Regions from separate parts of the Mus musculus genome. Here region 2 is linked to region 1. A link is a loop called in an ENCODE intact Hi-C map of the cell type or tissue named here. Cell type or tissue: left cerebral cortex. All regions are shown on one strand. Each heading gives the region's core, and the rest is flanking DNA. Links, peaks and the distances in the headings are about the cores only.

The links. A loop is a pair of places that touch in the nucleus more often than their neighbours do. Peaks named below come from ENCODE experiments on the same cell type or tissue, not always from the same donor. Only the 100,000 strongest peaks of a DNase experiment are listed, where the experiment ranks them.
Region 2: a loop joins it to region 1, with 2.3 times the contacts of the local background. A loop is called at or near these places in 2 of 42 quality-filtered maps.

What each region holds. Positions count from the first base shown.
Region 1 is chr10:130,451,823-130,457,223 of GRCm38, forward strand. Vmn2r86 (vomeronasal 2, receptor 86) reads right to left here and starts at 4,072. Exons shown (of 6, transcript NM_001103365.1): 1 at 3,867-4,072; 2 at 1,714-1,996; 3 at 516-1,319. The coding sequence starts at 4,072. In left cerebral cortex, for the core only: no CTCF peak of the experiment used is centred there; no DNase peak of the experiment used is centred there.
Region 2 is chr10:130,392,586-130,397,986 of GRCm38, forward strand. Vmn2r84 (vomeronasal 2, receptor 84) reads right to left here and starts at 1,656. Exons shown (of 6, transcript NM_001081448.1): 1 at 1,451-1,656. The coding sequence starts at 1,656. In left cerebral cortex, for the core only: no CTCF peak of the experiment used is centred there; no DNase peak of the experiment used is centred there.

The DNA.
Region 1 (5,401 bases), core at 271-5,270:
CATATACAACCACCAAACCTAGACACTATTGCATATGCCAGAAAGATTTTGCTGACAGGAACTTGATATAGCTCTCTCTTGTGAGTCTATGCCAATGCTTCGCCAATACAGAAGTGATTACTCACAGTCATCTATTGGATAAAGTGCAGAAACCCTAATGAAGAAGCTAGAGAAAGAACCCAAGGAGCTAAAGGGGTCTGTAACCCTATAAGAGGAACAATGATATAAACTAACCAGTACCCCCAGAGCTGTGTCTCTAGTTGCATATGTAGTAGAGGATGGCCTGATTGGCCATTGGTGGAAGGAGTGGCCCTTGGTATTGTAAAGATCATATGCCCCAGTACAGGGGAATGCCAGGGTCAGGAAGCAGGAGTGGGTGGATTGCAGAGCAGGGCAGGGAGAGGGTTTTGGTGGCTTTGGGGATAGTATTTGAAATGTAAATGAAGAAAATATCTAATAAAACATAAAAGATCACATTGATATATCTAATCATAATGAAATGTAAGAAACTTTACCTGCTGACATTCTGTATACTTTCCTTTGTCTTCCACCATTTTTTGAGACTCTACTTGATGAAGAATGTGTTCATGGTAGGTGTGGGCCACAGCATAAACAGCATTATACAAATTGTAACCTTCATCACTCAGGGCCATGTCATAGTTGTGCAGTGCTGTCAATTCTAATGGGTTTTTGCATGTGAAATGATCCATTTTAATGCTGTTCTTAGAGACTGAACAATTAAAATAATTCCACCTCAGTATTGACTGAGAAATGTTTATTGGGTATTTGGAAGTGTTCATTGTTTGCATAAAATTCTTAAATTTAGCAATCCAACCTTTGTGGTGTGCAAAAGTGACAGTACCATGGAAGAGATCAAGGCTGAAATCTTTTTTATTTGTGATAACATCCCATTGTGAGGTTGTGATCCAGATCCTCCGAGCACCTAAATATACCCATCTTCTAAAGCTAATTTCTAGTGTAGAGTTCATTTCACCATAAATGATAACAACCTTTGCTGAAGATGTCATAATTTGTTTATCATACATATTACCCCTTGTCATGTATATCTTCATGGTTTCTGGGATCACATTCACAAAAGCTAAACAAATACCATGCCTTTGGCTTTCTTCTCTTAAATCTGAATGAAGCTGAATACCCTGGTCATCATCTGAGATGACCAGTCCTATCCAAGTCCATCTAAAATGAAGCATCAAGGAGACCATGCCATGGGACAAATGTGTGTCCTTGGTGGCTATCTGATGGACATTGGGAAAACGGTCATGGTCACTCAGGTTAGGATTAAATGGTCCAAAGAAAACCTAAATGATGTAGAAGAGAAAATGTAACATCCACATGAGATATATGATTATTAGGATATTTGGAATTATATATATAATTAATGCTACCCACCTTTAAGAACTCCTGTTAAGAATTGTAAGAATATTCTATAAGTATCATGTATTATTCCTATTAGATTCTAGGCTATTCCTGACAAGTATGAATTTCCTAGAACACAGTATTTGAGCAGTACATCTATGATATGATTATATATATAATGTGTCTCTGTGTGTGTGTGTGTGTGTGTGTGTGTGTGTGTGTGTGTGTGTGTGTGTTTGGCAGCACACTCATAAATTCATGCTGTCCATTTTTTCTTGTAGGTACCTGTAAATGTAATTTAATATTCTTAACTCATTCAGTGTCACATAATCTTACCGTTGGTGTCCAAGAATCAATTGCCAGTTTTAAGGATGTTTTCCATGATGGTCCTGTAAGGCCTATGGCACATGAATCATCTATGTCACAGACATAATTAACATAATTCAGACTGTCATTTATTAGCATATATTGTATGTCCAGATTTCCCAATGAATCTTGACATTTACCAGCCATGACAGAGAATACCAAAGAGGTGTTTGGTAAAAGATCAGGATTCTTGTTGATCTCATCAGTAGCAAAAAACATTACCAGAACAAACTCATATTCACTTGCTGGTATTCTAAAACAAGGCATAGTGATGATTAAGGAAGATGTTTGAAATATAAAAGTTCATTGCAGTAAAGTTTGTAGAATGAGACATGCTAACTTCTATCTAGATATCTTGAAATTAGCCTCATATATTAGAGATCGTTAGAGCAGAATACATTTTAAGAATTCATAGTTATGGGGCACTACTATATGATAAGTTTTGTAATCGTGAAAATCAATAAAGTTTGTTTTATCTCTCAATGCCATCCTTGAACTAGATTACAGTCCTACTGAGTAAGACTGCTATAAAAAAACCTTGGAGTTTTAATTCCACAGATACATGGAAAAGCTGACTTAAACTATATATGAAATACATAACAGATTCTCCTTAATTATTTTGTTATTTAAATGCAATTTATGAATCAAACATCTTAATAATATTGAGTATTTTCAGAATCAAATAATAAATATAAATTTTATTTAACTTTTATATTCATATCCTTTTGTACCTAAAAATATCATTAATGTGTATTTAATAATGTCCATTACTGAGAATCTTATATCTAATGTTGAGTACTAAATTGTTTCAAATCATACAAAATATTCTTTGGGAATTAAGCATAGTAAAACAGCACAACTTTTTTAAATGCAAATCATTAAGAAACATATTCAAAAGCTCTTATATGACACCACATGACATAATGTGAGAGTTTTCAAAACACATTATATACCTGTGTACATTGTCTAACAATGAGTTTACTTTAAAAAGATTATCAGTGTTTCTCAGAGAGAAATTGTTTTATTGGTAAGAATATTTTACTTATTTCCAAATAGCAAAAACTCTTAAAGCGAATCATTAAGAAAATGCTTATTTCATTCACAGTAAGAAAATTATGAATAATATTTCCATGATGGTTTTAGAACATGCTTTTAATATTTTCAACTGTTAATACCATCAAACAACATAATAATTTTAAGTTAATAATGTTACCTTTTAGTGTGTTGTTACTACGTCATTTTGTAAAAAAATTATCAGATTTCTTTTAAAACCTCAGTCTTCCTACTTCTTTGAGATCCTTTAAATGATACTTGAGCAAAGAGATTTTCTCTCTATAATAAATGTGTTCATCTGCCAGGCATGATTGGCAGTTTATCTGTTACTATTAGCTATTATATCTCATCAGGAGTAAAAACACCAAACATGCTCTAATGCTGAAATTTGCATTTTTCAATTAAGTGGTGGACACTAAGTTTTTCTTCTAATCCAGAATGGTGTATGACACCGTTCATATACTTATAATTTTAAAATTTATTATGTCTTATAAAATTGTCACCAATGAGAATTTCCACTACTTTTCCAATGAGGTGTGGGAAAATGCAGAATACATCAGAAATAAAATTCCTACACACCTAACACAGAAAAGTAATAATGTGAAGCAACCATCACTATCAAAGTATACAGTGTTCTCTGACTACCAATTGAAAAATGTATTCTTTTAATCCCTAAGACATGAAAATTAAATAAGAGATGGAATGAGAGGGAAAGGCAGAAAAGCATAAGAAACATTAGTTTATGAAAAAAAGAAGTCCCAGGCATATTGGTTAGCCTAATCTGAACAATTTCAACACTACTTCATTCGTAAACTGCAGCCACAAATGATAACACTTCACAGAATACAGATTATGTCATTGTCCAGCATTGTGAACTGGAGAACAATGTATTAAAACTAAACTAAACTGTCAACATTTGAAAGTATTAAAATAGTGATTGATGTAATAATTAATTTTCAGTGGTTCCTAAAGTTACAGGGGGTGAAACAGGACAGAACACACAGTTTGTGTACATGGCTAAATATTTCTAATTATTGACATTGACAAAGGAAATAAAGTTAATGACTTACCTAAAATCCAACCTTACATTATAAAAATCATCTTTCATAAGTTTCTTCATTGTCCAAAGGAAATAACCACACTCACTTTGCAAATCTCCATCATTATATTCACTACTTTTTATCCTCCAAAAGCAAATGGGTTCTTTCAAACAACACAAAAGGAGAGAAAACTTCAGAAGCAAAAATGAAATAGTTAAAGCACACATTTTCTTCATGTGTGCTAGAATCTAAGATGGAGCAGTTGTGAAGTCCATTTATTATGGAGACAAATATCACACATATGTAGACCTATGTGTCTGTTTTAAGGATACTGCTGTCTGGAGATCCACTTAATTATATTCAACAGTTCCTTTCCATTCATCCTATGTCATGCTCCCTGGATACATACAGAAAATTCTGGCCTCAAGCTCTACATCTGAGGTCTGAAAACTTTTGATCAACACATTTCTGTTTATATTTTGGACATCATGGTTTCCATCCTCAGATGGCATGATTTCATTAATGTACATTGCATAAATCCCAAGGACAATCTTCTCCTGGACACCTTGGACCAGACCATGTGTCAACAGTCATATGTATGAAAACAATGGATTTCATCAGCGCTTCCATGATAAGACAAGAGTTGAGAAGGTTGTAAATGTTAGGTGTCATTCAAACTTTATGTTTAATCATGAAGTATTATTTCTTCCATCGTCTAGCATAGGGAAGGGCAGTCTCACATTAAACATGAAGCCAGGAGTTGAACTTTCTCTCTGTTGTCCATATATTATTGTTTGCCAGTCACGTTTACAAAATCTCCTCAAACTTCCTGTTATTCCTGTCATTTTGAGAATATGTCATTATGCAAAATCCAAAAGTGCCTGGAATTATGAAGACTCAACACGCAACCTAATATCAGTACCTTTCCAGACATTCACTGAGTTATTATGCTAATCTCTTGCCTGACAGTCAGGGCCATTTGGTGAAACATTTCTTTGCTTGATGTTTGTTCGCACCTCATTAAGAAGTTTGGGAACAAGAATTTAGGTGTCATTTGTGAGAGAGAATTCTATTGCTAATGTTAGTATATACCTTATATTTTTCATTCATGTCTAGTTGGTATTTGTTTTGAAATAGTGCTGCCTTGCATTACATTGCAACAACACAAGTGTTTGTCTGTTATGCTAATTTGTGTAACTTGGTTACATTACAATGAGTTAAACCCATGGAGCATTGAATTTGATTTGTAATTCTTTGAACTACCTTATATTTCTGCCTATAATATTCACACTGACTTAAGTGGAGTCTTTAACTCCATTTTTGGAATGGTAGGTATGTCACTGGCTTATAATAGAATCTTGTTATGGAGTTTATTGTACTATCTTAGTTACTATGAATATACATTTGTTTCATACATTTGTTGAATTATGACTTTATCAGTTTACATTTCTTCAGTATTTTGGAGACCTATATATTGGATAAATTGAGTGTCTTGTTGTGATATCCTATAGTTTTTGTATACTGGATGGTAATTCCACATCAAATGAATTAGGAATGTGCATGGA
Region 2 (5,401 bases), core at 60-5,059, 59 kb before region 1:
CAGAATCAAATAATAAATCTAAATTTTGTTCAACTACTATTATCATATCCTTTTGTACCTAAAAATATCATTAATGTGTATTTAATAATATCCATTATTGAGGATCTTATATCTAATATTGAGTACTAAATTGTTTCAAATCATACAAAATATTCTTTGGGAATTAGGCATAGTAAAACAACACAAAATTTTAAAAAGTGAATCATTAAGAAATATATTCAAAACCTCTTATATGATACCATATGACATAATGTGAGAATTTTCAAAACACATTATATACCTGTGTACATTGTCTAACAATGAGTTTACTTTAAAAAGATTATCAGTGTTTCTCAGAGAGAAATTATTTTATCGGTAAGAATATTTTACGTATTTCCAAATAGCAAAAACTCTTAAAGCGAAACTTTAAGAAAATGCTAATTTCAGTCACAGTAAGAAAATTAGGAATAATATTTCCATGATGTTTGTAGAACATGCTTTTAATATTTTCAACTGTTAATACCATCAAACAGCAAAATAATTTTAAGTTAATAATGTTACCTTTTAGTGTGTTGTTAATATGTCATTTTGTAAAAAATTATCAGATTTCTTTTAACACCTCAGTCTTCCTACTTCTTTGAGATCCTTTAAATGATATCTGAGCAAAGAGATCTTCTCTCTATAATAAATGTGTTCATCTGCCAGGCATGATTGGCAGTTCATCTGTTACTATTAGCTATTACATCTCATCAGGAGTAAAAACACCAAACATGCTCTAATGCTGAAATTTGCATTTTTCAACTAAGTGTTGGGCACTAAGTTTTTCCTCTAATCCAGAATGATGTATGACACAATTCATATATTTATAATTTTAAAACTTATTATGGCTTATAAAATTGTCACCAATGAGAATTTCCACTACTTTTCCAATGAGGTGTGGGAAAATGCAAAATACATCAGAAATAAAATTCCTACACACCTAACACAGAAAAATAATAATGTGAAGCAACCATCACTATCAAAATGTACTGTGTTCTCTGGCTACCAATTGAAAAATGTATTATTTTAATCCCTAAGACATGAAAATTAAATAAGAGATGGAATGAGAGGCAGAGGCAGAAAAGCACAGGAAACCTTGGTTTATGAAAGAAAGAAGTTCCAAGCACATTGATTAGCCTAAGCTGAACGATTTCAACACTACTTCATTCATAAACTGCAGCCACAAATGATAATACTTCACAGAATCCATCCTATCTCATTGTCCAGCACTGTGAACTGGAGAACACTGAATTAAAACTAAACTAAACTGTGACACATTTGAAAGTATTAAAATAGTGATTGAGGTAATAATTAATTTTCAGTGGCTCCCAAAGTTACAGGGAGTGGAACAGTACAGAACCCACAGTTTGTGTACACAGCTAAATATTTCTAATTATTAACATTGACAAAGGAAATAAAGTTAATGACTTACCTAAAATCCAACCATACATTATAAAAATCATCTTTCATAAGTTTCTTCATTGTCCAAACGAAATAACCACACTCACTTTGCAAATTTCCATCATTATATTCACTACTTTTTATCCTCCAAAAGCAAATGGGTTCTTTCAAACAACACAAGATGAGAGAAAACTTCAGAAGCAAAAATGAAATAGTTAAAGCACACATTTTCTTCATGTGTGCTAAAATCTAAGATGGAGTAATTGTGAAATCCATTTCTTATGGAGACAAATATCACACATATGTAGACCTATGTGTCTGTTTTAAGGCTACTGCTGTCTGGAGATCCACTTAATTATATTCAACAATTCCTTTCCATTCATATTATGTAATGGTCCCTGGATACATAGGGAAAATTCTGGCCTCAAGCTCTACATCTGAGGTCTGAAAACTATTGATCAACACATTTCTGAAAACATATTTTGGACATCATGGTTTCCATCCTCAGATGGTATGATTTCATTCATGTACATTGCATAAACCCCAAGGACAATCTTCTCCTGGACACCTTGGACCAGACCATGTGTCAACAGCCATATGTATGAAAACAATGGATTTCATCAGAGCTTCCATGATAAGACAAGAGTTGAGAAGGTCGTAAATGTTAGATATCATTCAAACATTGAATTTAATCAGGGAACATTATGTCTTCCATTGTCTAGTGTAGGGAAGGGAAGTCTCACATTAAACATGGAGAGAGGGTTGAACTTTCTCTCTGTTGTCCATATATTGTTTGCCAGTCACGTTTACAAAATCTCCTCAAACTTCCTGTTATTCCTGTCATTTTGAGAATATGTCACTATGCAAAATCCAAAAGAGCCTGGAATTATGAAGACTCAATACGCAACCTGTCTAATATCAGTTCCTTTCCAGACATTCACTGAGTTATTATGCTGATCTCTTGCCTGATAATCAATGCCTGGCAGTCAGTGCCATTTGGTGAAACATTTCTTTGCTTGATGTTTGTTCATACCTCATTAAGAAGTTTGAGAACAATTTCATATATGATGATCAAAGGAAAGAATTTAAGTGTCATTTGTGAGAGAGAATTCTATTGCTAATGTTAGCATATACTTTATATTTTTCAATCATATCTAGCTGGTATTTGTTTTGAAATAGTGCTGTATTGCATTACATTGCAACAACACAAGTGTTTGTCTGTTATGCTAATTTATGTAACTTGGTTACATTACAATGAGTAAAATAGATGGAGCATTGAATTTGATTTGTAATTCTTTGAACTACCTTATATTTCTGCCTATAATATTCACACTGCCTTAAATGGAGTCTTTAACTCCATTTTTGAAATGGTTGGTATGTCACTGGCTTATAATAAAATCTTGTTATGGAGTTTATTGTACTATCTTAGTTACTATGAATATACATTTGTTTCATACATTTGTTGAATTATGACTTTATCAGTTTGCATTTTTTTCAGTACTTTTGGAAACCTATAGATTGGATAAATTGAGTGTCTTGTTGTGATATCCTATAGTTTTTGTATACTGGACAATAATTCCACATCAAATGAATTAGGAATGTGCATGGAAGCTGACTCTTCTCTCCATTGTGACTGCTATTGAACTACTGTGATGGTTTGTATATTCTTGGACCAGGGAGTGGCACCATTTGGAGGTGTGGCCTTGTTGGAAAAGGTGTGATCCGGTTAGAGTAGGTGTGTCTCTGTGAGTGTGGGCATAAGATCCTCACCCTAGTTGCCTGGAAGTCAGTCTTCCACTAGCAGCCTTTGGAGGAAGACATAGAACTCTCAACTCTGCCTATGGCATGCTCCTGCCTTGAAGATAATGGACTGAACCTCTGAACCTGTAAGCCAGTTCCAATTAAATGTTTTTTATAAGACTTGCCTTGATCATGGTGTCTGTTCACAGCAGTAAAACCCCAACTAAGACAGAAGTTACTACCAGGGACTGGGGTATTGCTGTGATAGGCCTGACAATGCTTTTATTTGAAAGAATGTGGATTTTGGAACTTTGGATTTGGAAAGCAGTGGAATGCTTTAAATGGGGCTTAATGGGTCATCCTAGTAGGAATATGGAAGACTTAGTTGCTAGGAGGTATTTGAACTCTATTGACCTGGCCCAAGTGATTTCAAAGGAGAAGAATTTCAGAATGTGGTATAAAGACTGTTTTGTGGTATTTTGGTGAAGAATGTGGCTACTTTTGCCCTTGTCTGAAAAGTCTGCCTGGGGCTAAGGTGAAGAGACTCAGATTAATTGCACTAATAAAGGAAGTTTCAAAAAAGCTCAACAGAGACTTTGTTCTCTGGTTAAGTCTTATAAAGAGAAGTTTAAACAAGCATAGCAAGTTTAGAAAGGAAAAATATAAAAGATATGGTTCGAGTATTAAAGGGGTTCCAGGAAGTGAAATGGAGCAAAATCTTATGTTTTAGGATAAACAGATTAAGGGAGTGGGACTTTGGGGCAAGATCCTACCCAGCTAAATTTAGATCCAGGCATGGTGATATACCTTAATCTCCAGAGACTGGGATGCTGATCTCTGTATTCTAGATCAATCTACACAGCAAGATCCAGAACAGCCAATTTAGGTAGTGAAGGAGTTAGAGAAAAGAAAGCTGGTGGTAATGTAATAGAACAAGGAGGCCATGTTCCATCTCCTGCCAGCAGCAGAACACTGCAGTTTCAGCCATGTGGCTCTGGCTTTAGAATGAATAATAGAAGGAACTACTTGGACAATTGATGCTGGTTAGCTGGAGCTAAGAAATTAGCAGTGATTAAGAAGAGACGAGCGGCACCACAAAACCGAACAGCTTCTGGGACAGGCGGAGCCAGAGAGCCACTGAGGCAGCACCCTTTTCGGGCCGCAGACAGCTGGCCACCGTCCCGACCAGAGGACAGGTGTCCGCCTGGCTCAGAAGCCCTCAGCTTCAGTCTGAACAGGTGAGAGGGTGCACCACAGAACTGGACAGCTTCTGGGACCTGCCAAAGCAACACAGCTTCTGGGAAAGGTCCTGTTTGGGGCCTTCTTCTTCGGCCAGGAGGAGGTCCACACACAAGATATCGGCACACCTTCCCTGTAAGAGGAGAGCTTGCCAGCAGAGAGTGCTCTGAGCACTGAAACTCAGAGGAGAGAGTCTGTCTCCCAGGTCTGCTGATAGACGGTAACAGAATCACCAGAAGAACAATCTCTAAACAGAGTCAACTATAACAAATAACTCCAGAGATTACCAGATGGCGAAAGGTAAATGTAGGAATCTTACTAACAGGAACCAAGACCACTCACCATCATCAGAACCCAACACTCCCACTTTGCCCAGTCCAGGGCACCCCAACACACCCGAAAACCTAGACCCAGATTTAAAAGCATATCTCATGATGATGGTAGAGGACATCAAAAAGGACTTTAATAACTCAAAGAAATACAGGAGAACATTGCTAAAGAGTTACAAGTCCTTAAAGAAAAACAGGAAAACACAATCAAACAGGTAGAAGTCCTTACAGAAAAAGAGGAAAACACATCCAAATAGGTGATGGAAATGAACAAAACCATACTAGACCTAAAAAGGGAAGTAGACACAATAAAGAAAACTCAAAGTGAGGCAACACTGGAGATAAAAACCCTAGGAAAGAAATCTGGAAACATAGATTTGAGCATCAGCAACAGAATACAAGAGATAGAAGAGAGAATATCAGGTGCAGAAGATTCCATAGAGAACATCGGCACAACAATCAAAGAAAATGGAAAATGCAAAAAGATCCTAACTCAAAATATCCAGGAAAACCAGGACACAATGAGAAGACCAAACCTACGGATAATAGGGGTGGATGAGAATGAAGATTTTCAACTCAAAGGACCAGCAAATATCTTCAACAAAATTATAGAAGAAAACTTCCCAAACATAAAGAAAGAGATGCCCATGAACATACAAGAAACATACAGAACT